Linked DNA regions of Homo sapiens: region 1 is linked to region 2. Evidence: chromatin loops called from intact Hi-C (ENCODE). Cell type or tissue: MCF 10A. All regions are shown on one strand. Each heading gives the region's core, and the rest is flanking DNA. Links, peaks and the distances in the headings are about the cores only. Region 1 has its middle 750 kb from the start of HULC. Region 2 overlaps LOC100506207 (a long non-coding RNA gene).

Region 1 (16,519 bases), core at 4,862-9,861, 700 kb before region 2:
CCACCATGAACCATGAATTCCAGCAGAGGAAATTTTAGCAACACAAGCTGAGGAAAGATCAATTGCAAGCAAGGCAAAAGTGTACATTGATCAAGTGTCAAGTGAGATAATACAGTTTAAGAACGACAAACTTACCTCTACCATTTCACACTTCAAATTATCTTTATAAATCCCTAAATTAAAGGAGAAAAACTACATGCATTTACAAGTTACTTCACATGCAACATCCATGGGTGCCAATTACTCTCTTGTTGTCTCTTTCTAATATTATTTTAAAAGGAAATTCTGGCAGATTCTTAATTCTTTCAGTACGCAGTGGTACTGACATTTGGATGATTGACATTGTAAGGAAATCCGTTTGTAGTCATAGACTTGTGATAAACGTCTTAAGATCATTGCACAATGCAGTTACTTTGCTGGACAAACCTTTCAAAACACAGGATCCAAGAAAGAAAATATATTAATAAATAGGATCGCTGAAGTAAAGGAACACGTTTCTAACATTGAGTCACAAGGCCTTTACTAATAATAGAGGAACAATTAGGGGCAATAATCGGGTCAGCTGTTTCTCACTTTTTCTTCTTCTATTGCTTCCCATTCATTCATTCAATACATATTTCTTTGTTGTGCTAGTCAGAGGTATGTGTGGATAAATATAACAGACATGGTTCCTGTGATTTTGGGGATTGTGGTCATTTAGAAATTATAGTTTCTGAGGCTAAAATTTTCATTCATGAGAGGAGATATAATTTAGAGATTAACACCTTTCCTATTACAAAAATCACAGTACATAATCATTCCTCTCCTCATTGGTAACAACTGTACATGAATGCTTCAAACGTTTCTATTTTTTTTAAAAAAAGAGGAGGTGTTAGGAAGAATGAATGTAAGAGAAAGTGGTAACTTATTGTTTCTCCAGAAAGTAAGGAAATGCTAAAAAATCATGTTAATGAGCATATTAAAAGGACAGTGTTGCCAACTTGAAAGAGCCCTGTCTTAGTCCATTGTGTCACTATAACATAACACCACAGCCTGGGTCATTTATAAAGAAATTGATTTCTCATAGTTCTGGAACTGAGAAGTCCAAGGTCCAGACACCAGCAGGTTTCCTTGTGTGATGAGACCAGTTGGTCTGTTTCCAAGATGGCATCCTCCAGAGAAGAGGAAAGCTGTGTTCTCACGTGGCAGAAGGGCTGGAAAGGTAAAAGGGACCAAACGTCCTCATCAAGCCGTTTTACAATAGTGTTAATCAATTCATAAGGGTGGGGCCCTTCTGGCCTAAACCAGGGGTCCCTAACCCATGGAGTGCAAACTAGTACCAGTGTGTGGCTTGTTAGGAACCGGGCCACACAGCAGGAGGTGAGTGGTGAGCAAGTGAGCATTACTGCCTGAGCTCTGCCTCCTGTAAGATTGGGGCAGCATTAGATTCTCATAGGAGCATGAACTCTATGTGCTCCTTATGAGAATCTAAGGCATGATGATCTGAGGTGGGATACTTTCATCTAGAAACAATCCCCCCTCTCCCCTCCCCCCTCTCTTCTTGGCCATCTGTGGAAAAATTGTCTTCCACAAAACCAGTCAGACTGGTCCCTGGTGCCAAAAAGTTTTGGGACCACTGGCCTAAACATTTCCCCAAAGGCCCCACCTTTCAACATTGTTGCATCAGGGGTTAAGTTTCAACACATGAATTTTGGGGGACACATTCAGAGGATGGCAAGCCTCAGCTGTCCCAGTCAAATCTGAGATAATTTGAACATCAAAATAATTATCAGAGAAGCGGATTATAACTCATTATATAAGAATTTATATGAATATAAATCAATAAATACATCAATAGAGAAAAGGAGAACATCTCTTTCCTCAAGTAGAACACTGACATAAATATGCAAACATGAGGTTAGAAAATCATCAATAAAAAGTAAAACTCATGGTGCAAATTTGTTAAGGAACAAGATGTTTACATAGGCTCACAGTATCTCTCAGTAACTTACTTATTAATAACAGGGAATATTAACTTTACAATATAAAGACCTAAGTTGATCCCACATTAATTCAGTCTCCAAATATTACATCACTAATATTTGGATTAACTGACAGCATGCACTTTCTAATAAAATGAGATAAAAAGAAAACATGTTTGATGTATTTCTACTAAAAATGCATAATCTGAATTCAATTATGACAAAACATCAGACAAACCTAATCTGAGTAGCATTCTACAAAATAAAAAAAACAAAGACAGAGGAAGTATTTCAGATTAAAGTTGATTAAAGAGATATTGCTAAACTAAATGCATAATCGTGGCCTTGATCTTGAACTAGTAAAAAAAATGTAGCTATAAAGGACATTATTGAGATGATTGATAAAACCTAAATATGAATGGTACATTAGATAATGGTATTTTATTATTGTTAAATTTCCTGATAATGATAACTGTACTGTGGTTATGTGAGAAAATATTCTTTGTTCTTAGCATATGCAGACTGAAGTATTTAGGGGTAAAGGGACATGATATCTTTAACTTGCTTTCAAATAGTTGAGAAATATGTTTTATCTATCTATCTACCTATCTATGTTTTTATCCAGGGAGACAGTATGAGAGAGAACAGTAAAGCAAGTGGTAAGGCAAAGTGTAAATAAATCGTGAATGGTAATAGTGAATGGTGAAGAGTACATGAGAGTTCCTTTTCTTATTCTTGCAAGTTTTCTGCAAGTTTGAAATTATATCAAAACAGAAAGCTTTATAAAAAAGGAAATAGGTATGAGAATTCTTTGAATAATAAATACATACTTGTAATTTGAAAGTTAGATACAACAGAGAATTTTCTAGGAAGATAGGTAAATAAATATAAATGATCATGGAAATGCAGAGCAACAAAATAGATGGGCCCAGGTGGGTTTTTAAATACTCTTTGTATGTATCAGAATTTCAAGAAATAGATAATCCATAACTTATGCACACTGTTCCAGAGGGCAGAAAAAGAAGAGCTTAGAAACCCCTAAGGTACAAGCCTAGAATAGCCTCAATATTAAACTGAGCCAAGGACCACATAAGAAATGGAGACATTTATTAATTTATTGTATAACCGTAGGTAAAAGAAACACCAACAAAGATAAAATAATTATCAAGTGAATCTGGAGTATGAGAAATGTTCTAGCTCTTGATCTCAGTCTCGGTGGTTCATGGATATATGCGTACATAAAAATGAATTGAGCAGTACACAAGATGTGTGCAATTTACATGCCTACCTGTAAGCAATGTTGCAACTCAATAAAAATGTTTTTAACTGTTCATGTGGCTGGGGGGAATGGTATAATACCCTTGCTTGTGCAATCACTTAATTAAAAAAAACTCTTTCATGATGTTTTAATATGTATTATCTTGTTTTAGATGTTCCATAGGATTCCAAAAGCTTTTATCCTATCCCCTAGCTTATTCCTGTAAAAATCCATTTAATCTTTGCTCACAAGCACTAAATAATCTAAATATACAATCCTAATTGCAGATGTTGAAAGATTGTGAGTAAAAAAATCAACACCATGAAAGATGTTTTTTTTTAACTTACTCAAATGGCATTTTTGGTTTCCCCAAACTTTATTTTCTCTTAGCATTCTCAGTCTTTTATAACTGGCTGTATGGCGTGGCAGTCTTCCAATACACTCAAAAAGCTTGGAGGAGCCATCCAATGTATATTAATCCTCTGTGAAAACAAATAACTTGAGTGCTCGCTCTCTTGCAGCCTCAGCCATTAATGTTGGTGGATGGTTTTGATGGTATAATCTGTGTGTTGCCAACACAAAAGTCTGTTACCTTCTCCTCAGTGCCAATCTTATCTTTATTCCTGTAAATTGATGAAGGAATTTACTCCACTTATTGATGGAGGAATATTACAAAACAACAAATAGTATCTCTGCTTGATTCATACACCAAGACTCTGGGAAAGATCTGGTAACACCAAAGAAAATCTTCATGGTTGGAATGAAGCAAATAAAATGTAGCCAAACAAAGAAAAAAACCAAGAGCCCATTGCTTTCCAGCATTACATCTACTATGATGTATTCTCTGAAAGCCGCCCAAGTATAACTATTTATTTTAACTAAAGTAATCAAGATGAATGTCAGCAGTTATGACACACACTGTTTGCTAAAGAACACATAGAACAATTGCTCAGGGCAAGCTTCATTAAGAAATCAGATAAAATTAGTAAAACTGATTATATTTCAAAACTCAGCAGCAGCTAAAATTGCCATTCAGGAGCTTCCAATTAACACAATTGGTCTTGTTCACAATCAGCTATTGTAATCTCATTAGCTTATTATATTTTAATCATTGTGACATCAGCACAGCAAAACTTATTTTATTTTGCATGGCTAAAGATTGGCTAAATTGGGTGTGTGGCCTACCCAGTCCTAGATGCAAACAGGCCTTTGCAACTTGGCATCTAGCCCATTCTTTGGGGAAATTATCCTGATCAAGAGGCAAATGCACATAGATTTCCCCCTACTCTAGTAGTGAGAAGGCATTTTGGAAACAGTCATCTGATTTAGCATCTAATGATCGGGCTATCAATTATTGAGTCAGCTGACACTGACACTGACTGAAATCATTTTGTAGTAGCATTTGGAGAATTGACAGTTTATGCAGGAAAGAGACAGAGAGAGATTGAAGAGCAAAGAAAAAGGGTGGAAGGGTGGTAGAATTCTCTGCGTACCTGTGTTTAACTACTGTACCTCTTTGTTTGACTACCTTGTTTTATTAACTATGTTCTGAAGATACTGGTCATTGCAGAAATAGAATCTTTTTGTCTTTTAGGTAAGAATAGTCGCATGTACCTAGAAAACTGGTGTTTCGTTGATATCAAGTATTGCCTGCTGCAATGAGATTATGTTCTATTGATGGGAACTGGGGTGTAACAGCCATCTACAGAAAGCAATAGGTTGCCCTATTTTCCGGCTGAAAATGCTGCGTGTTTTATGAACTGCCTCTATCTTGCACACCAGGGATGTTTCTGTAGCTAAAGCCATAATAGGATTTTCCTAAATGATACGAAAATACAAATATTCTGACCAACCAGCTTGCAGAGGTTGCTTATTCTCCAGCAAGTTTTAATACTGCATTTTTTTTGCCTCCATCTTTCAAGAACATTTTTGATTTCACTTTTCTGTTATGAGTGCTTTCTATAAAGGCATCACTGATCACTAATTGTATTCTGCGAAAAGGAAAACAACAGAGGCAGTGCGCCAATATACGTGCAAATCCTTGTTCTTGGCAGGACCCTGTATAACTGGAAAGATATGAAGAGGTAAATATTCCTAGATGTGCACACTGGGAAATTCAGAAAGCCTTCCGTGGTCTCAAAACCCTGCTATGCTTTTTTGAGTAGTTGAGACTAATTCAATCTTTAAAAAGCAGCCACTCAGCTCCTGATATTTTAATGTCCATAAATAAATAAATGAGAAAAAGTGCCCTTATAAATCCCAGGAGAGAAAGTTAAATGAAAATGGAAGATGGAGTCCTTCTGTGACTATCATATTACCATACCTAAGCACTAAAAAGGTGAACGTTCATCATTATTAAAATCATTCAATTTGTGTCTTTAATTATAACTTTTGGGGGCATGAATGGCTCCAGAGAAATTAGTCTTCTATTTGCTCCATGAAAGAATTTAATAAGTAATACATTGTGTTAACTGATTTTTAAAAATCCATTTAATTTTTCCCTGAATTCTATTTTAGGATGATGAGTTCTGATATCATAGAAATTTTTGTCCAGTATCTCTTGCTTAGACAGTCACACATTTTTGTTTCTTAAAACACAAGGTCCTGGACTTTGGATATTTACGATTTAACTTATAAATTGCTTGTCAGTTTTTCATAATTTGAGCCATAGCCTACTTAGCCATGTATTAACCAGCCGCAGTCTCAGATTCCCTTTATGAAAATCCACTCAAATTGTGTGAATGATGGTCCCAGGTTGCCTTCAAGCCATTGTCTTCATTTCCAATGGTGACACTTGCATATTTAGAGCTGCTCAGGTTGTACAATCAATAAATCTCATCTCCCCTGTCGATGACTGATTTGCAGATTGATCCCCATGTGATATGGGATCAGCATGGGCTTCATGACAAAAAGAACTTCTCATAATCCTTCATGTCTATTCTGATGACAATAGATAATTACGTTGAATTCTCACGTGCAACAACACTTACAAACCACTTTTCAGAATGTGGTTTTGTAAGTAAATCCTGAAATTCCTTAACGAAATGCAAATGGGGAGCAGGATTTGAAGATTCAGCATCATTTTACAATTTCGAATAAAGAAGTATTTTTGTAGGGAGATGATAAGTGTACATATCAGTATATGTGTACATATATACACATTTATATCTACATTTAGAGAAAGTTAAATATGCAATATATAACTTTCTATATTTACACACATATGCACACACACATATATACATGTTATTTAGTGATCATTTGCTACATATAAAAACATTGACTTTGAATACTTAGAATAAAAAATATTATTATTATCATTACCTACCATTAATTCAGTGCTTTTGGTGGGTAAAATCTATTCAGTTCAACACCTACGTTTTATTTCTAAGCATTATGTTTGGTGCATGGCATTGCAGACTTTATAAAAGTACCACAGGCAGATAATTTAAAAATCATATTATAATATTTTCAGTTGTTTTGTTACTCTTCATTGATGTTGCTGCAGATAACTTTCTTTAAATCATGTCTTACATGGGTAATCCTATCTAAAACTGATGAAAGCAAAGTTTCCACATTTGAAGAGAGGTCAGACTCAGAATTCCATTTACTTCTCTCTGTCATTGTCACATGCTATGGAGCCTGAACGAAATGAACAACTCAGCACAGTTTGAAAATCACCGTAATACCATCAACTTAATGATGACGCTATCATGATGACGTTTAAAGACGCTGAAAGAGAACAGGAAAATAAGATATTTAGTCTAAACAAAGGTTTCCATGGACACTGCCCAGTGGAGATGATTATCTCATTGGAGTGGGAGTGGGAGTTAACCTGAAGCGTAAATGGAGGTTTTTATCGAAGGCCAACAGAACAATAGGAGGAAAGGTATGGAAGGATGAAACACATGGGGGCAGGAAATGATCAGAGCATTAAACAGGTGATGGAAGGTAGCAAAACATGAAAGAAGAGGGGGTTAATTTGGGATCAAGGATGGTATTGAACACAATACTAAATAATTAAACTGTAGCCTGTAGGAATGGGTGCTATGATGAATATTTTTAGGCAGCGATACGGCTGCAACGCGGAGAATTAATTTAATGGGGTTAAGAGAAGACAGGTGAGCTGGATGCTTCCGTGCATATCAGAAGCTCTGAGGTCTGCATCCCTCCCTTAAAATCCCTAAGGTATGAGTCATTAAGCCACTCCTGCTGGGTTTAGTGACTAAGAAAGAGTCAGTAAACCTCTCCAAGTGCGGACATCCAGAAATAGCTCATTTGTTTATTCATTCAATTAAAATCCAATTATTCTTTTGTTCATTAAAGGAACATTTACCTAGTAGCCATGATGCACCATTTTGGTAGTCTCTGGGTCATGGACCATTGCAAGGTTTAATCTGAACAGCAGGGTACCTTTTTATCATACGGATTAATATTACCGGATACTTTTTAATAATTTCTGGCCACTGCGTGCAGAAGGTTGTAAGTGGGGTAGGCAGCCCTGGAAGTTTCTTTAGGTTGAATCCTGTTGCACCTCCAGGAACCACGTGAAAGGACTCTAGCATTCGCTCACTCCCCAGTTTTCTTTGAATGGACAGTGCTGACCACTTCTGGCACCTCCTCCCCTCTCTTATTCTCCCAGCGTTTGACATTAGTGCTCATTTTACTGTTTTCATCTTTTATGCCGAGGTTTCTCAACCACTACTAGCATTTGAGGCTGAATAATTGTTGGGCTGGGGCTGTTCTGTGCGTTGCAGGATGCTTGGCAGCATCCCTAGCTTCTACTCATTAGATGCCAGGAATCCACTCCTCCCCATCAGTCCCCCAGTCGCGGCAATCAAAAACAATCCCAGACATTGCCAAATGTTCCCTGGAGGAGAGAAAGGAACCACCTCTGATTAAGGACAGTGATATTTCCTATAAAACACGATTCAAGGTTTTCCTCCACTTACATGACCTAAGGTCATTGTAGGTAAACACCTATTCTCATTCATTGTAACTTTTATCTATCTACCTCCCAGGAGGAGCACACGCTAGCCACAAGTAGGATTTGTGCATAATCCCTTTACAACACATACACTGCCATGGCTATGAAAGTCCTTTTAAAAAATCATTTCATTGGAAACCAGAGAAGAGTGAGCTAGTCTCTTGAATCAAATCACATAATGTGGCTATATTCTTGTAACTAGTATGTGGCTGACCTTGAACCGCCCCATAAGTGAATCAAGATGCTGTAGTTTGCCATGTGTCAACGAGTTGTTATCATCAGTAAACAGGACGACAGCATGTCTGAGACTCTACAGATTATGGAAGAGCTCTTTTTTTTTTTTTTTTTTTTTGTCCTTTGTTAACAAACCCAAAGTTAGGCAAATGCTAAGCTCTCAAAGTATAGAGCATTTTAATAATTTGCTTTGGCAGTTGGGGCCATCATTCCATTTCAAAAATCTACCTCTGCTCGGCTTGGCAGGGTTATTTGGACTCCGGGATGTGTGCTAATATCTGCAGGAGGAAGCAGAGATACTAATAAGGACTCGCCTTGATTCCCCTTCCTTTCATCTCCCACAACTAAAACTATGTATTTTTTTCCTCGGGAAAACAAAATTAATTTTGAGTTTTTCAAAAATCTTGGCATGTACAATAATACAACAGAACCCCAATTTTGGCACTGCTGTGATTGCATTCCCTAGTTAAGCACCCTAGATATCAATACTTAATGGTATTCTCTAAGCTCAGCCAGTGAAGAAAATAGGGTTGTTATCTATCAAAGCACATTTTAGTTTCTGACAAGTAAAAAGCAGCATGGGGAATGCAGGAAGGCTGAAATGAAAGCCTAAAAGAAAACTCATATAACATCTGGTGTCCTTTATCCCCTGATGGCCTTTCATAGGATGATATGATGAGCTCGTTCTGATTTAAGACCTGATGATTTGGTTTGAGAAAACAGGAGGAGGGGGCTAGATGCAGCCAGGCTGGCAGCAAATTGGGATACAAAAATCTGCTCAAATAATTGGAAACACGACAGATTTTTTTTTTTGTAACTGATGCCAGTGGCATCTTAGTTTATCCATCTCTCTCAGTTGAATTTGTAAAGTGCATTATCTTATTGGTTTTAAAGTTTCCATCTCACTTATTTGCAGACGGAAATGTGAGCAAATCAGTCATGATGGATTGCCTAATTTTCTGGGCTGAATAAACCAGTTTTATGAGATTGTTGATTCCTAGATTATTAGTTAACAGAAACATTGATCAAGTTTTAACCTAAAAAAAAAAAAAAAAGCTTATCAGACTATTGCATTTAAACTGTTTCCTTATCGTTACATTTCCTTATTTTTACAATACTTATAGTATTGATAATGAATACGCTCATTAAAAAATTTAGAGAGCGTCTCATAGAGGGTTTTTCCTTTGCTTTTTGTATTTTCAATCCAAATGCTAAAACTGGGCTGAGCCACAGATGTCAGAAGATTAGTAATTACTCTGCCAGAAATCATCTCTGATCAAAAAGCCAGAGGAGGCCAGGCGCAGTGGCTCACGCCTGTAATCCCAGCACTTTGGGAGGCCGAGGTGGGCAGATCACCTGAGGTCAGGAGTTTGAGACCAGCCTGACCAACATGGCGAAACCCCATCTCTACTAAAAATACAAAAATTAGCCAGGTGTGGTGTCACGTGCCTCTAATCCCAGCTACTCAGTAGGCTGAGGCAGGAGAATCGCTTGAACCCAGGGGGCGGAGGTTGCAGTGAGCCGAGATCGTGCCATCGCACTCCAGCCTGGGCAACAAGAGCGAAACTCTATCTCAAAAAAAAAAAAAAAAAAAAAGGAAGGAAGAAAGAAAAAAAAAAAGCCAGAGGGAGGGGCGGAGAAAAACCATTCCCTACCTAGAAAATATAGGTCCAATTTAATCCGTTGCAGATTTCTTACTGCTTCACTTACAAAAGCTGGGAAATAAGGAAAACCAAATACTATAGAGCCATATTTTTTAAATTAAATGAATCATTTAAGGTTCATTGGCTGTGGAAGTATATGTGGTAATTAACAAGGAGAAGAATTTTTATTTGTTAATCAGAACCTTTTGACAAGGGGTTGCCTGCATGGATGCTCCAAATTTTAATGTTCCAATAAAAGCAATAAGGATCCAATAAAAATCCACCCCTTTATCATGTTTTTCTTCAAATTTGAAGTACAATCACAAAAATAAAATCATTTTGTGCTTTGTTATTTTAAAACTAAGAGTTGTAATAACCATGCCATGGGGGCTTGGGAGTGATTAACATAAATTCAGGCATCATCTTGTGAGTTTTTTTCTTTCTTTCTTTTATTTTCTGTCCGACCTTTTTTATGGTTGCGTCTTAGTGAATATAAACTTTTCCTAGTTAGAATTGCAAGTGAAAGAAGTAGTTTCTTTGCAAAAGGAAAGAAGGGAGTTAAAAACTTTTATGCAAGTAGACTTTACTGTGAAATGTTATCTTTTGTTAGTTCAAAGGTTCCCAAAGATATAAATTCTTCAGAACTGCCCTGAGGTGCTAGGGATGTAAATTGAATACTTTACAATTTGTAGACTGTTCCTGCAGTAATGTGTATCTCCTCTGTGAGTGAGTGTTTGGGGATTTTTCAATTACTGGAGTCTGAAAACTCAGAGATTCTTTAGGGCAGAAAAAAGGCTCTTCTCAAAGTTGAGTCACTGATGTTCAAATTAGCTGCCAAAAGCACTATAATGATCTGTGTTCCAGATTTTGCTAAACAGGGAAAAATGGCCCATTTTTGTCAGGGGGAAAATAACCTCCTCTAAACGCATCCATGAATAACTGCAGGATGGGTTATGCGATAGTTTGAAAGTGAAATGTATTGTTGATATGTGCTGTATATAATAGACTGATGTTGTTTCTAAAAGACTCAAATGAGCTTCTTCATATTTTTTTTAGGATGGTAGCTTAAGTATGGCCTTTAGGCTTACTGTTAACAGATTTTTACAAAATAATAAATGAATACAATGATAAAATGATATATGTGCATTTAAAATTAGGCATATTTCAGAATTCCATATAATGCAGCAAGCTCAAAATAAAGGAGTGACTAACTGAAAATTATAATTTTTAAATTTTCATCTCATTCTGCCAACTTTTTCTTAAAATGTGTGTCTTGCTCCCATCCCCAAATTAATGCAATTTACTGGATTATATTTCCAATTTCTTCTTATGGAAGAGCTGCTAAGCACTAGTGAAATAATACTAAAGAGTTAGCTTGGAGGAAAAGTCACCAAAAAATGAACAAAAGAAATAGCTTAACACTGGTACCTTCCAGCCCACTGGATCATAATGAATTGTAAGCAAAGGCAGTCTGAATTAGAGAAACATCTATTATGAGATTTTTAACCAGACAAAAATCTGTTACCAAGTAGTCATCTTCTTTTTTTTCTAAATGGGTTATCTATTTCAATTAATATATCTAAAAGGATTTATTGTTGTGCAATTTTAAATTCAAATACATGGTTCCATATTGTTTAAGCAGCTTGTTCTCTTAACTAGGTCAGCTATTCTTATGTTGTCATTTCATGCAAACTGTTTTTGAAAGAAAAAAACAACCACAAATAAAGCATTCTTTAAGTGATAGATCTATACCTTTGTTCCTGTCAGATTCTCAGTAAAACAATCATACTGAGAAGATTGAGTTTTATTCTACCAGAAAGGAAGAGATAATTTTTTTAAGGTTTCATGAACACACAACCTCATAGAACGTTTGATTTAATGGTTATTTTCTGACTCTGCTTTTTAAGGAGTAAGAGATAAAAGGTAAGAAATAAAAAGACAAAGCTAAAATGCAATTAGGTTCAACTCTGAGAACTTATTAAGTCAGAGAGGTGAATTAAAACTTTTCCATTTCTAGTTACTAAACATTTACTGAGAAACTACTATGCTTGAGGCAATAAACTACATGGGAGAGATATAAACCTAAAAATTGATCTTTGGCTGTTTAACCCCAAGGATTTTACTATGAATAAAATATGCTATACAGAACTAAGAAACAAATAAAGCAATTGATGCTGAAAAAACAAACAAAAAATAATGTAGTCTTGGGAACTCGGCAAGGCTTCTCAAGGAGGAAGGGATGCGCAGGTTGCCCATTGATGAAGAATAAGAAGGCAAAAAAGAACGCAAGGGTAGAGTCCTCAGGATAGAAAGACTGGCATAAACAAAGGCATGGAGGTGTGAAATTGCACAATGTTTGTAGGGAACTACTACATTTCAGTTACCCAGAGGACAGACTACAAGTTGAAGAGTTGAAAGAAGCAAGGTTGCAGGAACAGGCAAGGCCGGGCATGGAGAAGATGTTTTATGCCATGCTAAACTCTCAAATTTTCATTGCTTGCATATTTACGGCCTCAGTAAGTTTCTGATATACATCTTAGTCAGAAGAGTAAGGTTCTTGCAGTAGCCCAGGGTCATGATTTGATGAGATATTACCGTTTTATAGTAAATTAGTAGATGAGATTGATTTTGTTTTAATTTGGTTGGATTGGCATTTTTTAACAATCACTATAGCTTTCTAAGTGCATTCAAAGTTTTGAAAGCCAGTTGAACAAAAGTCGGCTTGCCAAAAGGCTATTTACTGAATATGTGATAAACCAAATGACCAGTTCGCCAACAGCCAATTCATCAGTTTACTGAGTGAGTCATTTTATTGAACTTTCCACATATGTTCAAGGATATGAAGAAGAAAACACGCATGGACCTGAGCGTTCCATAAACACAGTACTCTTTGAAATGAATATTCCAAGAAAAAGTAGTGCTGAAAGTAAACACTTGAGAAATTGAAGGAAAAAAAATGCCTCCACATGTCAAATTGTCTTGGGGCCAAAAAACATTATTAAACCATACATGCATTTCTCATATTGACCAATAGTCATGTAAATTTTGTAGACTGTTCTGTGGACAGAATTTGGCCTAATATTTTATTATAATTTGACAACTCTGGCTTTCCATTTAATGATGAAAAGTTCAAAGAACAAAATAAAAGAGATAGGTAGTTTCTACCACACACAAAAGAAATATTTTAAAAATTTTAACTTTTTTGAATACAAAATGATCATGGTGGACTTTTAATTGATGAAAAATTATTAAAATCAATTTTCACTTTGCTAACTGATCCGTTACATCTATACATCAACACAATTCACTTTAGAAAATTATTCATAAGGAATATATGTATCATTTGTAATACGACTATATATGCACAATAAAATCACAGTGGTGAACCAGTAATTCATTTACTGCGTTCGTAAAACACCTTCTTAGCATATTTCTTATGTCAAGGGCACCCTATGTTGTTCCGAAGTTATTTTAGAATTTTTAAAACCACAAAACATTTCCCATCCTCTGAGATTTGGTCTGCAGTGGGTAGACCATCCCCGGCCTGTCAACACATCGCGCCAGGCCAAGCCAGAGTCTGGGTAGGCCGGTGGCAGATGCGCGGGGCTGCCCGCTTTCCTGGAAATGCCGGCGTCTTTCTCCGCTGTTGGTCGCCTGACTACAAAGATGACACAAGCAGCGGTGGCACTCGTGCTTCCTGGCAAGGCTCCCATTTCTTGGCTTCAGTCTCTGCTCACACGCAGCCGGCCCCGGTCACTCCGCACAGTTTTTCAATGTAACCAACAGGCCGCGGCTCACCTTGAGCTCATTAGCGCACGCAGGCGACTTTCCAGCCGCGCGGCAAATGGAGCCCCAGCGTCCTCGGAGGGAAGGAGGAGGAGAGGCGGAGAAGGATGGGAGCCGGCAGAGGAACCGCAAGGCCCGGGTGCTCAAGGCCTTGTAGTGCGGGTGGGGGTTCTCTCCGCCCCGCCCGCTGCCACGGCCCTGCTCTCCGCCAGTTCTCAGCCTCCCCACCCATCCCAGGGCGCGCCCCCACCCTGCGCTCGCTGGGCACCCTGCCTCCCAGTGAAGTCAGCAGTAGGCAATGACAGGGAAAGAGCTTATCTATCTGTGAGGAAAGAAGCCACGTTGATGGTTCCCTAGTGGATGTAATTGTGCTCATTACTGCCCATTTACATTTCATCACTCGATTATCACAAATGCCTCATTACTGTTGAAAAGGGTTTGCTGGTGAACTCCTTGCTGACTATTCATCCCTCAGCTCGGATGTCACCAGGCAGGCTGATTGGAAAAGGAGGAGGGCGAGGAGGAGCCGAAGAGGGGCGAAGGTGAAAAAGGTCTTCTATCCGATTTGATTAAAGGCCGTGATTTAAATCGATATTTAATAAAGTGGCTGCTACCACATAACACGGGCAATTCCCCATGCAGTCAGCATGGTGATTAGAGGCCCCTCACTGCCTGCTACATAACTCAATTGGGTTTTGTGCACTGGTCTGGCACCTGTGTCCCTCAGAACTGCGCCTCCAATGTAATAGGTTTATGAGCCGATGAACAGAGGTGATAGGTTCTAAATGGATTAACTAGGTGTCTGCAGTCTGGTGATGAATACATCAGGCAAAAAAAAAAAAGTCTGCATAAGCAGGAGAGTGATAGGAAGTGTTGACAGACACTGTGTGTGTCACGAGCCCCACAGGGTAAACACTGGCTCGGTGCCTGTCATTCAAGTGCTTTCTCAGAGTAATGGGTGAAGATATCAGGCCCGGCTGCTTAACAAGCCTGCAGGTGCCAGGGCACCAAGGCCTGCTGCTGAAAAAGGCTTCCACAGGGCACGCCTCACCCACCAGCTACAGCCAGCTTAAGAATATGCCTCTGAGATGATATTCTTTTCTGTCTCAAAATAGATTGGAATTCCTGGGCTAACTGATTTGTGCTACCTGCCTGGAGCATGGTGTTAAGAAAGAGTCTGAGGTTATATCCAGATTCAGTGGGAAAACATTAAATAGCACTAAAGTGCTGTGGACACAGCAGAGAGGAGTGAGTGGGGTATGATTTCTGCATAGTTGTCATCCCTTCACCCTCATTAGATGCCTGTAATAGCAAGATTCGTGTATCCCATGGTTTCAATATAATAATGCAAATACTCATATACATGCATAGTTGAAAGGGACTCAAATTCAAATCCAATTTAATAATCCTTCTCAGGTGTTCATAAACAAGAGTATGGTATAGTTGAGTTTTATCAGAAATTTCCGGTACTCCTAAACTTTTTGAAATAAGACCAAAATAACGCATTTTTAAGATGGGATATGGCTGGTATAAATTACATTGCAACCTTCCTACCCCAGAATTAGCAAGCTATAAATTAGGGAAACAGTGCCATTCTTGAAAAAAAAAGGGGGTGGGGAATCTGACCTAAAGTTATCATGTAAAAAGCAATTATTTATGTTGAGAGTTTAATAATTAATGATTCAGTAAATGCAGTCGAAACATACATTGACATACACAGCAGTGAATGGTCGTGACTTTTGTAGAGTTTTAGGGAGAAAATCCTGAAAAAAGAATCAACTTTCTCTCATTTGGTGAAACTACGAAATGCAGGATGTATAATAATTTAAAAATAATTGCTGAGGAATCTATTGTAAATTTGGTCCCAATGTGATCTGAAAATAAATTTTTGATTTTAAAATCAAAATAAAATATGTAATTTAAAATTGACCTCACGAATTTGGAGGAGGCTTTAGGTCCAATGTGGTCTTATGGGGAGGCACTATTAATGGTTTTCTGATACAACTGAGTTCCATCAATTGCTATCTCAGCCACTTTTAATTTTGTGATTTATATTTCCCACAAACTCCAAAATACAAATGGGTGCCAATGAAACTATAAAGAGCTGTAAAATCTATGTTTTCAGTATCTGTGCAGGAGATGCTGAGGGAGAAAATACAATATCTTTACAACCTAAGAATTCAAAAATAACCAATAGATGCTTATGAAAACTGTCTGTGACCCAGTCTGAGAACAGCTGCTGGCGTGGGGAGGAGTACACGCTCCAGTGGTGGGTGAATTCAAAGGATCTGAAATGTCTTGAGCAGACTGGGCCAACAAGGCCCTGGCAACTTCTCACAGCGAACCAGCCAAACCTCCCTCCCTGGAAAAGAATCCCACATTGAGAAGAAATTGCTGGAAATAAAATTGAAATGTAGCAAGACAAGGACAATAGGAATAAAGGAAAAATAATATTCCAGTAAAACGATGCAGTGCATATGTGTGAATGAGTAGAGAAGGAAAAGGGACTAAGGAGATTTCAGAAAGCAAAGTATCATATCTTTAAACATTTCACAAGGACCACAGAAGAGAGTTCAAGAGCTATCCTGGAAGTTCCTTAGAAGTTAGTAAAGCTATTCTTGGCTGGGCACGGTGGCTCATGCCTGTAATC
Region 2 (16,519 bases), core at 7,118-12,117:
TTTGTACAAGTCTATTCAAAATATTTGCCTTCTCTCTCACTCCAATCTACCGTTCCTTCTTCCCTTAACTGTGACTTGAACAACCCACGTTGTTCAATGGCAGCTTAGGTTGGAGATGAAATATGTGATGGTGAGCACGGGGAAGGTAATTGACCCCTATGGGGATCAGAACTAGCACTTTGTTCTTTTCGAAGTAGTGAAAACAGATGCAGTGAGCAGGAATTTGGACTCTGAGTAAATTAAGGAGAGTTAAGGCAGAGAAAAGGGGCGTTAGTGCCAACATGAGATAATGATGACAGAACACCAGGTGATTCAAACATATCACAACGTACAAGTGACCCTCTGGTTTTGCAAATGAGAGCATGCACCTGAGTGACAATTTACTACCAAAGAGGAGCAGGGGAGTTGGGAATAGAAAGAGCCTTGACTTAAGTGAAGAGGAAACGAAGCCACAGAGGAAGTTCAGAAAAGGTTCCCAGGGAAAACTGTGGGAGGCCTGTGCTTGTTAGTTACTTCCAAACCATACACAGCCTAATACATGTGTTTGCTTAAACCCTTGTACTGTAGCTTCTTCCAAGAGTAAGTAAGAGGGACTCTGTGTCCACTAATAGCAAATGATGCTTTCAGTGTCAGAGTGGGAAAAAAATGAGAGGTTCAGGATAGACTGCTGGTATAAAAATCAAAGGCATATTTGAAAAAGTTAGAGGATATGAGAAACTATTACAACATTTAGGAGGGCAAGGGGGAGCTTTTTGTCTAGATAGTTATCTATTCCTTTTCATTTTTTCCTCTCTGGGATGAACAATCTAGGAGAATAAACCTAAAATAAACTAGCAAATAAAACTCTCTAAAAGAAGCTAAAAGAGAAAATGTTAGGAAACTGTCAAGTCTCAATCATAATTTTGACAAATAACATGTCCTGAAAGGACATTAGCTTTTCTCCAATTCCTTTACCAGTATGTTTTCTTAAAAAGGTATTTATTAAAAATCCACAAAATAAACCAAAAAGATCTTGTGAAAATGTATTTCCAAAGACAGGCTATTTTGTTATTACTTTGCTACTTGGAAAGGCATTATTTGCTTGAAATTTTACCTAGGCATAGGCACATTCTTTCATTCTTTTTTTAAATGCCATATAATATACTCTATTCCCAAGGAGTGGCTTTCCTGCCTTAAGAAAAAAATATTGTCAATATAAAAATATTCATGTTAGAATTTGCAGGGAGATTAAGAGCCGTCGAGGTCCACTTTAAATTTCAACTGACTAAAAAAACCAGCTCAGAGAGGTAATGATTTATATCCTGTCACAGTGACTTTAGTGGCAGAGAGGACATTGGGGCCTCTACGTACTGAATCCATGCCCACTTCTCTAGCCACTACAACATTCACAAACAATTTTGAACTTTAGAGAAACTATACTCATGAAAGAGTGTCCCCTTCACCCCAAAGGAAGATGGGAAACCTATTACCAGTCACTTCTGGAATAAAAAGCCAAGCATTAGGCCTCCAAATACTCATCTGACATCTAAAAGATGACGCAGATAATTTGTAGGAACCGAGGAGTAAATATTATATTTGTAGAAATACTACTCAGAAAAATATATACTTTAAAAGATTGCTGATTTTATAATTTACCTGCACAGTGTAAGTTTTTTCACAACTCCACCCATAAACCTTCAGTGCAATCACCCCGCCATAAACCCATTGCTTTAATGACAAAACAGCTTATAATTTCTGCTATTAAACATGAAACCTATTATTCCAAATAGATGTCTTCTTTATTTTTTTAATCTTAAAAATCAAAGGTCTATTTTTCCTCTGTGTATCCTGATTGGAATTTCAGAAGGAAGACATTAAGAATCCACAATTTCTTCACATAAAAATTGAGTTTTCATGTCAAGAAATCCGTGAACGATGATCTAACAGAGCTTCCCCTAGAGTACTAAAGAAGATGGGACCTTCCCTAAGTCAGCTTTAAACCATGAGAGCAGTCCATCTCTCTGGCTGTGTAACTGTTGAGCTCTCACCCTCTACCACAAGAGAAAGAAAATCACTACCAGCATTTGATCTGGAGTCTGCTCAGGGAATCCTGAGTTCTACATCCAACAGTGCAGATGGAGAACAGAAGGCTGTCGAGCGTCACCTTCTCTGAGGTGTCCACATTCTTTAATAACATCAGTTTCCCTGGTTTCTTTTCCTTTTGGCCAATAATGGGAGCAGACAAGCAGTGGCCATTAAGGTTTTCTCAAATGAGAAAACAGGAAATAGAAAGAAAGAAAGTCTTCTCCAAGCATGATGCTTCATAAACCCTAGTCCACATATATCCTCAGAAAATTAATGTGTCCCTGTTCTTCAGAGGCTTCTGCAAGAGGACCTCCAGATAAAGAAGTGTAACAACGCCATTACCAGTATCCCAAGCCATTACAGTCCATCTGCAATTTAACAGTTTGCTAAACTATCAGTTTCTTGTAAGGCGTTATAAAGAATTTTTTTCAGCAAATTCATAATCAGCAACCGAGCAAGCAGCAAGTCAGTAGTTGGAGTCCATGGTCTGAGTCTGTCCCATCTCTTGAGTCACCAGAAGTTCAGGTAAAACAACACCTGATGGGCAGTAAACATTCTCAGGAAACATAGAAGTATTGGCCATCCATTCATCATGTAAACACTCTGTTTGTTTTGAATTAAAGAAAAACCTCCCTTGAGTCATTCCTCATAAACAGAAGAGAAGACATTAAAGGAAACTATGAATAATCTGCTTTGGTTTGGAAAGGACATTGACAAAAAGCCAAAGAGCCTTTTTTCCCCATTTAATTGATGTTCAAAGCTGATTTGAAACAGGCCAACTACTTTCAAACATACATGTTAACAGACCAGTACACTCCTCACTTGAATCAAAATAATCCAACTGGTCTGGTCTACCAACTTCTTCTAGACTCACAGAACCTTGTATATCCTATAGCTCTGTATTCTGTTCTATAGAACCCATGGCCCTGCAGCTCTTGTTTGAATATCATGAGTAAACTGAAGCTTATTTTATCCCAAATTAATTTTTTCTATTATTAGTTAAATCAAATTGTCAAACAATTATTTCACATATTAAAACAAAATATAACTCTTACAGCACCCACGCATCGACCCTAAGTAAACTCTCCAGAGATGATTCTTCAAAATAGATCTACTTCTTTTACATGATAGATTTTCAAATATTTGAAGATAAGTCTCCTCTAACTAAATCTCCTCAACATGATGTGTCATTTTAGGCCACATTTGGTGATATTCTCCAGAACCTTCAATATCATATTATTATTTGCTTGTCCAGCAATGATTTGTAAAATAATGTACCAAAAGTGGAACACAATTCTCTAATAGCGGTTTTAATCCTTTAATCCAAGTAATGGTATTTAAAAGAGTAACTGATACTTCATAATCACTCAATACATATTTTCTATTTATTGGTTCTACTAATTTGGCACTAGGTGCTGTTTTAGGTATTGGGGATACAGCAGTAAACACAATAGACAAAAATCTGACTCCTTGCCACTTATGTTTCATTTGTTACTTGACTCACTAGAACATTGGTTGAAGTAGACCCAGAATTATTTGAAAGGTATTGAACTGCACAGGGTTGGAAATTAGAAGGCTAGCACTTGGTTAATATTTTTTAGCGGATGACATCTCATAAACTTGAGATCATTTACATTTCCTGCATCTTAAAGTAGCTGGATGATAAGTGAGGGTTAAACCTCCACTGGCTTTCCATTACCTAGGAAAAGGTAGACATAGCTAGAATAATTTGTAAGGCCCTCCACCATCTAGCTCTGATCTTTTTTCTTTTTTTCTAGATTTAAATCTTGACCTTCTCCTTTTGTTTCCAAATTGTTACCTATTTTTTTTCCAACACCCTGTGTGCAAGCAGACACTACATCCTCGCTGGTCCATCTCCCTAGAATTCCCTTACCCAGTTTCTCCTCCTAGGCAACACCTCATCTTTTCTAATTTGGCTCAAAATCCTAAATTGTCTTCACAATCTTCCTTGATCCATCCCTATTTCCCCCAAAACAGTTCATAGCTTCATCCTCTGATTCTAAAATATTTTATTTATGCCTCTCTTATAATACTGGTCTTCCCAGATCAATAATTCTTTACTTATCTGTCTACAGTAGTGTAATATAAGTTTTTTAAAGGCAGAAGTAATGTCGTAATCAGTGTTGTACATATAGAGTTCGAAAAACATGAGGCCTCTTGTTGTAAGTACACAATAATATTCATGAAAAGATAATTAATGAAACCATTTTGAAAATTATAAAATGATAATATAAATATAAGATTATTTTAATAAATGTTTATATAATTTATTGAGTCTACCATTTGATTATAGACGTCCAACTAACTGATTTTATGTGCATGTATGCAATTGAGAGCATTAATTTAAGAACCAAAATGGAATTGGTAAACAAAATAAAAATGAATTTTATAAGGATCATTAACAATAGTATTACCCTTATCATTACCTCAGTTTAAATAATTCCAATTAAAAAGTACTTCATACATTTCAAAGATTTACTCTAAAGTGCATTGGCAATCCAACCTAAGGATATACTCGTTAATTTTTAAAATAAATTCAAGTATTAATTGCGTATTGCTTATGAGGTCCCCCAAAATAATAAGTATCATTCAAATTAACAATGATAAGAAATAAATACCAAATGACACTCAAATACCTTCAATATATTAAAATAAATATCACCCTTCAGATAAAAGCATTTAAATATGTTAGATATATTTTCATTGATGATATTCTTTATAGCAATAACTCTTCAAACTAAGCAAAAAACATGATCAAACCCCAAAAATGCCAAGAAATGTATTATTTTAGGCTTATAATTCATTTTATCAGTATAAATGATAACAGAAAAAACAAGAATAATTAACAATTCTTAAAGTGTGAAGGTACTGAAAGAATATAGCCTAATAACCACAGTAGTTGAGAAAGAAAAGAGGAGACATTTTTCAGTAAATTCAGGGTAGATCTTGACCACCACTTTTGCCAGGTGCAAACATTACATACTGGTAGTGTGGCACTGAATGTCTTCACCCAAAAGAATCAAGGGCAGAGTTCAATGCCCTGAGCTGCCTTGAAGGCCACTCAGTTCTGTACACTCTGGTCCTGTAATAAATACAAATTGATCATCTGATTTTTGTTGATAATAGAGTGTATACTTCCCCACTGATTTTTGTCTTCACCTTAAGTTCCTTTCTCCCAGGCATGGCCATGGCTTTAGTTCCCAAGCTGATCTGAACTCATACTCTTTCTCATTCATTTCCTCCTGGTAAATGGGCTCTCAAAGTGGTGAGATTCATAGTTTCCTTGTACTCTCATTCCAGACTTCTCTGAAGGCAGATAACCGATTCCTAGATTTCCCTCTGTCAGGGAACAAAGACATCATGCTGCTGCCTCCTTATATCATTTGAAAGAGAAAGCTAATGCCAGAAAGGTACAAATGAAGTTTGAGGGCAACCTCTATAATGTATTTGTGACTGGTCCCTATACACATGGATCTGCTCTGCTTTAAGGCCACATAACAAAAAACAAAAACTCTAAGAAGCTATTAACAGAATAGCATTTTTGGCTGGGCACAGTGGTTCACGCCTGTAATCCCAGCACTTGGGGAGACTGAGGTGGGTGGATCACTTGAGCCTAGGAGTTCAAGACCACCCTGGGCAACATAGGGAAATCCCGTCTCTACCAAAAATACAAAAATTAGCAGTGTGTGGTGGCATGAGCCTGTAGTCCCAGCTACTCAGGAGGCTGCGGCAGGAGAACAGCTTGAGCCTGAGAGGTCAAAGCTGCAGTGAACCATGGTCACACCACTGTACTCCAACCTGAGCCAGACAGTGAGACCCTGCCTCAAAAATAAATAAATAAATAAATAAATAAATAAATAATATATATGGCATTTTCAAAGCTTAAAAATGTGAATTTATCTTAGCAAAGAGAAAAGCCTAAACTTGTTTAGAATAAAACACTAATGTTATACTTTAGCAAACGGGACCACTAGAGCTCAGTTAAATTTCCTTTGAGTTGATTGTTTTAGAAGCTTAAAATTAGGCATAGACTAGACTTATAACAGTGTGACAGTTAATATTGTAAACTTGACTGGACCAAGGGTGCCAAGATATTTGGTTGAACATTACTCTAAGTGTGTCTGTGAAAGCATTTTTGGATGAGATTAATGTTTTAATCAGGAGACCAAGTAAACCAGATTGTTGCCCTCCTTAATGTGGGTGGGCCTGAACCAATCAGTTGAAGGCCAGAATAAAACAAAAAGGCCAACTTTCCTGCTAGTAAGAGGAACTGCTCCTGCCTGACTGCCATGAGCTGGTACATCAGTCTTTTCCTGCCTTCAGATTCAAACTGAAACATTGGCTCCTCCTGGGTCTCAGGCTGGACGATCTTCAGACTGGAGCTACAACATTCGCTCTCCTGGGTCTCCTGCTTGCTGGCTGCAGATTTTGGGATGTCTGAGCCTCCACAATCATATGAGCCAATTCCTTGTAATGAATAAATGAATGATTAAATAAACAAATAAATAAATAAATACTATTGGTTCTGTTTATCTGGAGAATCCTGACTAATGCAAGCAGTGTTACCAATCTTTACTTAACCTTTCTAGCCATTCGTTTCCTCATCTGTAAAATAAGAGGCGTTGCTTAACTCTGAGCTTCTTTCAAACATCATGTAGTTTTCTAATTCTGTAAATGCCAAGTCAAATGATCCTTTTTATCTCTGGCTTTTATGGGATGAGAGCTTACCTTATGCCCCACACTGGACTGGTGGGTGTTACATGTATCTGCTTATCTCATCTCACAACAAGCTGGGGTGTTATTATTTCTTATTATTATAGGTGAGGACACAGAGACATTCAGTAAATTTCCCAAGATCTCAAAACCTGGAAGAGCCTGGGAAAGAACGCAGACTTATCGCCTTAGTAAAGTTAATTAAACAAACAAACAAACAAAAAATGAAATGAAAAAACAACTTGAGGAAAATATAAGAAAGTGAAAAGTAGTGGAGTTGGGAAGTAACTTCTTGATACTTAACCATAATTCACTAGGTCAATCACTCTCAACTTACTTTTCCTCCAGATTAACTTAGGTACTTCTCTCTCAAAAGAAGGTTCCAGTTTTAGGATGGTTATGACCGTTTTGTTGCTGTTGTCGTTTTCTGTCACCCAGGCTGGAGTGCAATGGCGCGATCTCAGCTCATTGCAACCTCCGCCTCCCGGTTTCAAGCCATTCTCCTGCCTCAGCCTCCTGAGTAGCTGGGATTACAGGTACCTGCCACCATGCCAGGCTTATTTTTGTATTTTTAGTAGAGATGGGGTTTCACCATGTTGGCCAGGCTGGTCTTGAACTCCTGACCTCAAGTGATCCACCCACCTCAGCCTCCCAAAGTGCTGGGATTACAAACGTGAGCCACCACGCCTGGCCCATGACCATTTTTATGCCCACTCTACCCCTTCAAGCTTTGACCCCAATCTCACTTGATAAACAGAAATTCTGCCTGTTAAAAAGAAGAGGTGAATGTGACTTCTGGCAATACTTTATTCTCATGCTTCTATTTCTCTTGTCCTGAAAATGTGTCTCCACACCTGGTTAACCAAAGCACTGTTTTAAGTAATGAATGAAAATATATGGGCATGTGAATGCGCATACACAGTATGTGTGTGGAGGCTTGTGTAACATTCTATTCTTCTCCTCTGAAGCATATTGATGAAAATGAGTGTTTTTACAGGTAGTCTTAAATTTTCCTGCACTTAATTGTGTACACAGTATATTTTGAGCAGACTTATCTACTTAATTTTGTTTGACTTAGAGTATTACTAGTGTTCACTATCCTCTTGAATTATTTCGGGAAGTGGAGAGAAAGTAATTTTGTTTGAAAATATGCCTGCACTCATCAACATATATGTAATAATAATGGCTAATATTTGTTGTATAGCAAACTGTATTATAATGGCAATATTTATGGTATAACAGGCTCTATGAAGCAAGTACTTTTATTATCCTCATTCTACAGTTGGGAAAACAAGATCTTATGGAGGGTTAAGTAATGTATATTATATCACATAAAAGCTGAGATTTAGCTAGTCTAGAAATTATACCTAAATTAAGGGAATGTAGTTTTCAGATAGGTTCAAGAAGCAGAATAATTACTAACTTTAGGATACACTCATTATGGACCCTATTCTGATTCTTCAGTGACTGCATGCGCAGCAAGGATCCTCTAACCTCTTCTCTATGAAATAGAATATTGTGTAAAACAAATGTTTTATGCTACTTCTTCTGTGCTTAAAATACACCTGCGTGTTATAAGGTGTTCTAGAGGGATCCAGGTTTACCAGGTAACTGTAGATACCAAATCCTGCCACTGTCAAGAGTCTTTAATAGAAGAGACACCCAAACCTGCTTCAACACTGCCCTATTTTCCATGATTTCTTAAAGATTCTAAATAGAATCCATCATTTGATAAGCCATGGGGAATAGTGTACTTTCAGATTGAGCAATTCTCCCATGAATAATCTAATTTGCTTTTCAGTTTGGAAACTCCCTCACTCACTGCTTCAGACTTTTAAGGGGTTTAGGATAGAAAGGAAAGGAAAGATTAAGTAAATACCTGAAGCAGCAACAACATTTTGGATATATCAAAGCTTCTACTTATTAGATTTAAACACAATGAATTTCCCAGAAAGGCAAAGAGGAGTGGCTCTAACTATGCCAGGGGGAACAGGAGTGCCAAGAGACCTGAGTGGCAGTTTGCTTGGCTCTGTGACAATGATTTTGCTCAAATGCTCCCCACCTTGCTTCCGAGCAGTGCAACAGCCTCGGTTCAAACAAAGCACTTACACAGCCTCACCTGTGGGTTGCCAACACCTCGCAGGGTGGAATCCTGGCTGTCAGACAAAACTCCGACTGAAAGTTCATTTCATAAATGCTTCCAAGTCAAAAAGCCATTTTTACTGGGCTGGTTTCAAGCATATCGCTGCCAAGACTTAAATTTCCCATCTCACACTGCCATCTACTGTCTAAGGTCCAGTGCTCTTAAAAAAAAGAAGAAGGAATGATACACCAAGCTTTCCAGGAGTCCAGGGCATTATTCGTGGATGCTCTTTTCAGAGTCCCTCTTGAACGGTAATCAAGTCTGATTGCTTTTATGTTCACCAATAACGCTATACTTCAGAGTCATATGAAATGCATGTGGACCAAAACCACATGCATTTGTGTGTGTGAACTCATGTGAGAAAAAAAAAATATAGTCTGTTTTAAAAGAATTGGAACCACCATTAGTTAGTATCCAGGGGAAATAGACCCAAGAGATCATGATTGAGAGTCATTGCCTCATTGTTTTAATTGTAGAAAAACAAAGCTGTCTCGAACTGACTGGACTTCATTGACATTAATGTGGTCTCATCCTACTAGACCTTGGCAGCTAACAAGAATCTTGAGAAATGAACAGTCAGGACTAGACAATGTCAGGATGCCCATCCAAGTCCAAGGGCGCCTTCAATCATCGCAGAACACTGATCCACTGCGGGCCTTGCATGTGCATTTCCTCCTTCCACCACTGATCATTTCCCCAAGACCAGGCTCTTTCACTTTTAGATAAATTGGCCCAAAACCCAGTGCTTCACTCTCTCCTTCATAGAGGGAGGGAATTCCCAGTCATCACTGCCACAAAAAATAAGCATTTTTCTGATATAACTGTATTTATCATTTATCATGCACCATCAATTAGTTGTTGTTTTGTTTTTTAAAGGGGCAATGGGAAGTCATAAACAAGTCTTGTATTAGAACTCCAAAGAGCTAGTCTTCATCATGACTTTGGCACTTAGCATAAGGATGCATGACCTTGGATAAGGCACTTGATGTCTGCAAACCTCAGCCTCTGTTTCTCTATTTGAAAATGGGGATAATAATTATTTCCCTTCCTGCCTTATAGGTTGAAAGAAAATAATTTAAGTAAGCTATACAACTTGAAATTTGCTAAGAGGATATATCTTAAGTATTCTCACCACCTCCTCATCGAAAAAAGAAAAAGGAAGAAAGAAAGAAAACTATCTGAGGTAATGGATATATTATGAGCTTTATTGTGGTGATTATACATATATCCATCAAATCATGAAATTGCACACCTCAAATATTTAGTTTTTAGTTGTCAAATAAGTCAATAAAATTTAAAAACTTACCAAAAAAGCTACACAGAAGTGAATGATCATTAATATTAACACTGTAACTTAACTCTGCATGCATATTTTTCCATTTAATTTAAGTGTCACTTCCAGTTGCACCTAGAATCTAAAGCTGTATCTTTCATGCAGCTGAAACATTTGTTGAATGACAGACTGATAGATTGATAGTCTCTGGAATTTCCTAGGAAATTCCACCTATCTACACGGAAGCACTTAAGTTCTCCAGAGAGCATTTACATTAATTGTCCAACTTTAAATAACATCCTGATAAATAGAAAAGAGCTCACACAGGGCAAAGCGAGATGTTTTTAATTGAAGTCCTTGTGGTACTTTTACTATTTTAATTTTCAAAAAGCATTTGCACTGCTATCAAATGTGTTTTTGAGAAGGTATACAAAATAGAACAAACTATAAGATAAATTTATTTGCTTTAAGTTGGAAAATAGCAAAACTTTCCTCGCTGAAAAACCACAACTGAGCAATAAGGGAAAAGTCAGAATTTCCAGAGAAGTAAAACTAAGACTTTTAGGCCACCCATTACAAAGCAAACCATTTTTAAAACCTTAAAAATAGCTCATTAATATATTTGTAAAAGAACACCACATACTAACAAACAAAAATAATTGTGTGCTTGGGTGCGGGGTGTGTGTGTGTGTGTGTGTGTGTGTGTGTAAGTATATGTAGGTTCCGAATATTTCAGGAAATAAGGATCTATGTTGATGTATGTAGATTCATTTCTTTCCATTTTGATTATAGTCACATATTTTCAAGATACTATGCATTAAAGTTAGAGTCAACAGCCATGAGATTGACAGAGCAAAAGAATGGCCTTTAATATGTTCAAACTGATGTCTCTGACTTAACACCACCATGCTTCTTGCTGAAAATATGTACTAAATTCATTCCTATTGCTTTCCCTTTAAACTAGTGAATTCTACTTTCCTTACCATTAATTAAGTCTATATACCATATAATTTAAGTAAGTTCATCTATGAGACTTTGGAGACACAAAATAGAGGAAAACCACAGGAAGCCAGCAGGAGGTCAGAACAATGCTTAGAGGATTATTCTGGCACAGGCTTTCCCTAAAGGGGTCAGCTAGTGATCTAAGAAGGCACCACTCTGAGCTTTGCAGATGCGAGACTGAATCCTGCACCTCAGAACTACAACTGGGTTAGTTTTTACTCTGGACTTGGTAGTACTTTCAGATGGAGGAAATCTGCCTTGGGGAAGAGGGTAGAGCAGTGTCTGTACCAGGCGTCTCTCACATTACAGTGTGGGCCTTGGACTCCCAGGGAGGCTTGTTAAAACATAGGTTGCTGGAGTCTCTGCCCAGTAGGCCTGGGGAGGGGCCTAGTATTTGTATTTCAAGCAGCTTCCCAGGTGGTTTTTTCCCAGGCTGATTTTCTTATATTTCTCTGTCTTCTTTTTTAAAGAAAAGGGAATCTGTCTTTTATTTCTAAGGCACCACTACATGGCCTAATGTTCACTGGCACATACTAGGAGCTCAATAAAAGTTTGTAGAATAAATGAATGTTTAAGTAAATTTAAATGCATAAAAATATAAATGAATGATGTAATCAACTAAAGTTCTATGTATGCTGGAAAAATAAATATAGATGTATACTGGAGGAAGTTCCAAACATCTTTTGAGTACCTACTATGTGTCAGGTGCTGTGCTAAAGAGCTAGTTATATGACAGTAAAAAAAAAAAAAAATAGATTCCATTTGGATCATCATTTAGTTTGTAGTCAAGTGGAGAAGATATACAGCTATGCATCACTTAGCAACAGGGGTATGTTCTGAAAAATGTGTCCTTAGGGAATTCTGTCATTGTGGGAGCATCATAGAGTATATTTACACAAGCCCAGACGGTATAGCCTACTACATACCTAGGCTATGTGATAGAGTCGGTTGCTCTTGAGTTACGAATCTGAACAGCGTGTTACTGTGCTGAATACTGTAGACAATTGTAACACAAGGGTAAGAATTTGTGTATTTAAACATAGAAAAGGTGTAGTGAAAATCTATACCTTTCGTACTTATAAAAGATTTTTATATGGTACATCTGTATAGAACACTTCCCATGAATGGAGCTTACAGGACGGGAAATGGCTCTGGTAAGTCAGTGTGTGAGTGGTGAGTGAACGTGAAGGTCTAGGACCTTACTGCACGCTACTGTAGACTTTATAAACACTGTACATTTAGGCTACACTAAGTTTATTTTTAAATATTTTTATTTCCTCAATAATAAATTAACCTTAGCTTACTGTAGCCTTTTTGTGCACTTTTTAATTTTTTAAACTTTTAGACTCCTTTGTAATAATACTTAGCTTCCCACACAAATGCATTGTATAGCTTTACAAAAAAATATTTTCTCTTTATATCTTTATTCCATAAACTTTTTTCTAATTTTAATTAAATTTTTCTTTTTACTTCTTAAATATTTTTGTTAGTTAAAAATGAAGACAAATACACACATCAGCCTAGGCCTACACAGGGTCAGGATCATCAAGATCTCAGTCACCGCATGCTCTCACTCATAAGTGGGAGTTAAACAGTGAAAACACACGGACACAGGGAGGGGAACATCACACCCCGAGGCCTGTTAGGGGGTGGGAGCCAAGAGGAGGGAGAGCATTAGGACAAATACCTAATGCATGCGGGGCCTAAAACCTAGATGACGGGTTGATAGGCGCAGCAAACCACCATGACACACGTATACCTATGCAACAAGCCTACATGTTGCACATGTATCCCAGAACTTAAAGTAAAAGAAAAAAGAAAAAACAAAAAGATGCCACTAGGCAGTAGGAAATTTTCATGTATCCAGGAACTTAAAGTAAAAAAAAAAAAAAAAAAAAAAGATGTCACTAGGCAATAGGAATTTTTCAACTTCATTATAATGTTATGCAACCACTGTCATACCTGCAGTCCATCATTGACTAAAACATTGTCATGTAGTGCACAATTGTACATTAAAGACATAATTACCAATGTCTAAAATAGATTGTGACGGAGGAGCACACGGTGCATGGAAACTCAGGCATGCTGCAGTGGTATGGGCAACTGTGGAAAATTTCTTTGAGCTCTGAACAGTAAGTGAGAATTATCCAGATTTAAATTGTAAAGATGTGAATATGAAAATGAAAATTCACTTTTACATGAAATATTTGAATATATCATATAAATCACGTTGATAGTGCATTTGGACCCTGCAGCAAGAAGACCGCCTGTTCTTTCAAATGTTTTCAGGCCAACAAATATCAGTGGTCTATAAGAACTCTGGATTTTTGTTGGTTTTATAAAAATTAAAACATAGAAGAAATCCAAGTTTTTAGTGAGTGACTATAAAGAGAAAAGGAACAACAGTGAAAAGAGTAGTAACATGTTTGTTGTAACTGGCATTTATCATCTCAAATATTATTAAAGCATGGATTACCTCAATTGCCCTAATTATATGTTCAGAATGAGCTATATCTCTTGTTAAGAGTATCAGAGTAAAATAAAAGCATAATGAGTTTAATTCTATCATCACTTTGGCTCTTGCTGGGTATAACTTAAAAGTTTATTTAGAACTGAGAAAATGCTACTTCCAGGGAACATTTTTCAGAAAAAAAAAGATATAATAAAAGTAATCACGTGACAGTCCTCCATAAAAAGAACTTCACTTATTGTAAAAAGAAAATTTTAAGCTAACATTGGCTTACATTTTTTAAATCATGCAATTCACACAAATTTATTCTCTGGACAGCTGGATGTTCCATTGTTTCCAAATGAAAATAGTAGATTGTTTGCACCTGGTTAACTTAAAGGCCATTAAAAATAAGAAAAATATAAATTTGGAATTTTAAAATAACTATATGTATTTCTGCTTTTATATCTTCTCAGAATTTTAGCGATATTCCCATAACCCACTGTATAAAAATAAATTAAAATATTTTAAGACTTCTCTGTGGAATTACATGAACAGGAATAAATTTCAGACTCCAATTACTTGAAGGAGCAATCATCGAACACCTGTTGGAACATGGCACGTGGTTATCCACTGGGTGATTGCGGTAGCATTTAGGTTGCAGCCAAAAGTACACAAATACATAGAAAGTAAGAAAGAGCATGATGTACTCAAGAAATTAGTATGGCCTCAAAACAAGGTTGATGTGGGTAGGAAGTGGTTGTTGACTGAGGAAAATAACCTGGAGAGGGAAGTAAAGACCAGATCACAAGGCATGTTATAAGTCATGTATCCTAGCTTGTGTTTTCCCAAGAGTGAAATACAAGACAGGCCTTGGATACAGGTCATTTATTTAAGAGTTAATTTCAGAATGCACAAGCAAGGAAGAGGTAAAAGAGAGATAAGGAAAGAAGATAAAACAAAACAAAACAAAAAACAGTGTGTTATTGAGCTGGTCATGATTATTGGCAATGGGTCTCAACCCTACATGCCTACATGGCATCCCTCTGAGGTACCAAGTGTAGTCATGGCCTCCAGTGGCCTCAAGGGTCTAAGAAGAATCCCAGTGAAGGCTGGGAGGCTGGGGTGGTGGGAGAGACTGAAACATCTATCCATTGATGCCATCCTCCATTGTATGAGAGTTGCCCCAGGGGAGCCACATTGAGCGATGAGCAGCTCCACGATGTAGAGAAAGCCCTGATGTAGAGACAAAGAAAAATCATTTAACTCACATAGGAAGCCAGTGGCTTCTGAGAAACTGCCCCTAACCTCAGACATGCTGATGGACACAAATTATACGGGGCTAGATTGTGCATTCATAATGTCTCCCACCTCATGTGACTGTTTACATGTTACTGGTTTTAAGCAATGAAGGGACACAATCAGATTGCGATTTGGCAAGTTTAATCTAACTGTAGTGAAGCAAAGAGATTGAAGCTGAGCATAAGAAACAATGACCAGGCCGGGCACGGTGGCTCACACCTGTAATCCCAGCACTTTGGGAGGCCGAGGTGGGAGGATCATCTGAGGTCAGGAGTTCAAGGCCAGCCTGGTCAACATGGTGAAACCCTGTCTCTAGTAAAATGCAAAAAAATTAGCTGGGCATGGTGGCGGGTACCTGTAATCCCAGCTACTCAGGATGCTGAGGCAGGAGAATCGCTTCAACCCAAGAAGTGGAGGTTGCAGAGAGCCGAGATTGCGCCATTGCACTCCAGCCTGGGCAATAGAGCAAGACTCCATCTCAAAAAAACAAAAAAAAAAAAAAAAAAGAAAAGAAAAAAAAGAAACAATGACCAGTTGGAAAAACAAATACATAAAAATGATTCTAGACAGGAAGAAGTAGAGGGATTCATGTGCGATTTTGGAAGCAGAATGGACTGAAGGTAAGAAGTACATTACGGGGATGATGGATAAGGACAAGTTAAGGATGACCCTGAGCTTTCTGACTTCTACAATGGAGGACAGTGATTCCATTCAGAAATAGGACAAGGGATCAACTGGGTTTCCAAAGTACAGCAACAAGAAGATACATCCATTCTTCATGTCATTTAGTGATTCAACGATAATGTTTTGAGGACCTGCTGATCTAGGAACTAGAGATTCAGCAGTGAAAAATATAGACAATATCCATACTCTCCAGAGTTTATATCCATTTGGAATAAAAACAAAGCAAGCAAATAAAAAGATAAATAAATACAACAATTTCAGATATGGACAAGTGATATAAAGATCATAAAAGAGGAGGATGAGATAAAGTGTAATGAGAGTGGGTTGAGCTCCTTTGGAATGAGTGTTCAGGAGAGACCTCATGAAGAGGCGATATCTGAACCAAGGTCGGAGTAACACAAAGGAATCACAGGAATAACTAGGAGAAAACTATTCCAGGCAGAGGGAAGAGTGGGGGCCAAGGGTAGGATGAAAGCTGGCACACCCAAGGAGCAGAAGGAGACCATATGGGTGAAGTTTAGTGAAACCAGGTGAGCCTGGCATGAGGTGAGAGCAAGAAGGAACCACAGGGGCAGATCATGACAGGACTAGAGACCAGGAAAAGGAGACTGGATTTTTATTTCTAGCATTAAAAAAATCATTGGTGGTTTTCAAGCAGGGAGATAATGCAATTAGATTTCTGTTTCTTAAAGGTCACTCTGGATGTTTTGGGGAGAATGGATTTTTAGACAGGCAAGAGGAGACACCTGGGAGATTGATTAATAATGAGAACTAGCTCTAACATCGCTAAGACACTGCTCTAAGTGCACTGCAAGGGTTAATTTATTTAATCCACACAGCAACTCTACAAGGTATATATTATTTTTAC

What was found. A loop is a pair of places that touch in the nucleus more often than their neighbours do. Peaks named below come from ENCODE experiments on the same cell type or tissue, not always from the same donor. Only the 100,000 strongest peaks of a DNase experiment are listed, where the experiment ranks them.
Region 1: a loop joins it to region 2, with 8 times the contacts of the local background. A loop is called at or near these places in 4 of 110 quality-filtered maps.

Annotation. Positions count from the first base shown.
Region 1 is chr6:9,396,471-9,412,989 of GRCh38, reverse strand. No RefSeq gene overlaps it. Among named protein-coding and RNA genes, the nearest start is that of HULC, 750 kb to the right of the region's middle. RefSeq lists an enhancer at 6,973-8,172. In MCF 10A, for the core only: no CTCF peak of the experiment used is centred there; a DNase peak (open chromatin) is centred at 7,419.
Region 2 is chr6:8,700,642-8,717,160 of GRCh38, reverse strand. All of the region lies in intron 3 of LOC100506207 (a long non-coding RNA gene), which reads right to left. Among named protein-coding and RNA genes, the nearest start is that of HULC, 57 kb to the right of the region's middle. In MCF 10A, for the core only: a CTCF peak has its summit at 9,090 (motif pointing left); a DNase peak (open chromatin) is centred at 8,960.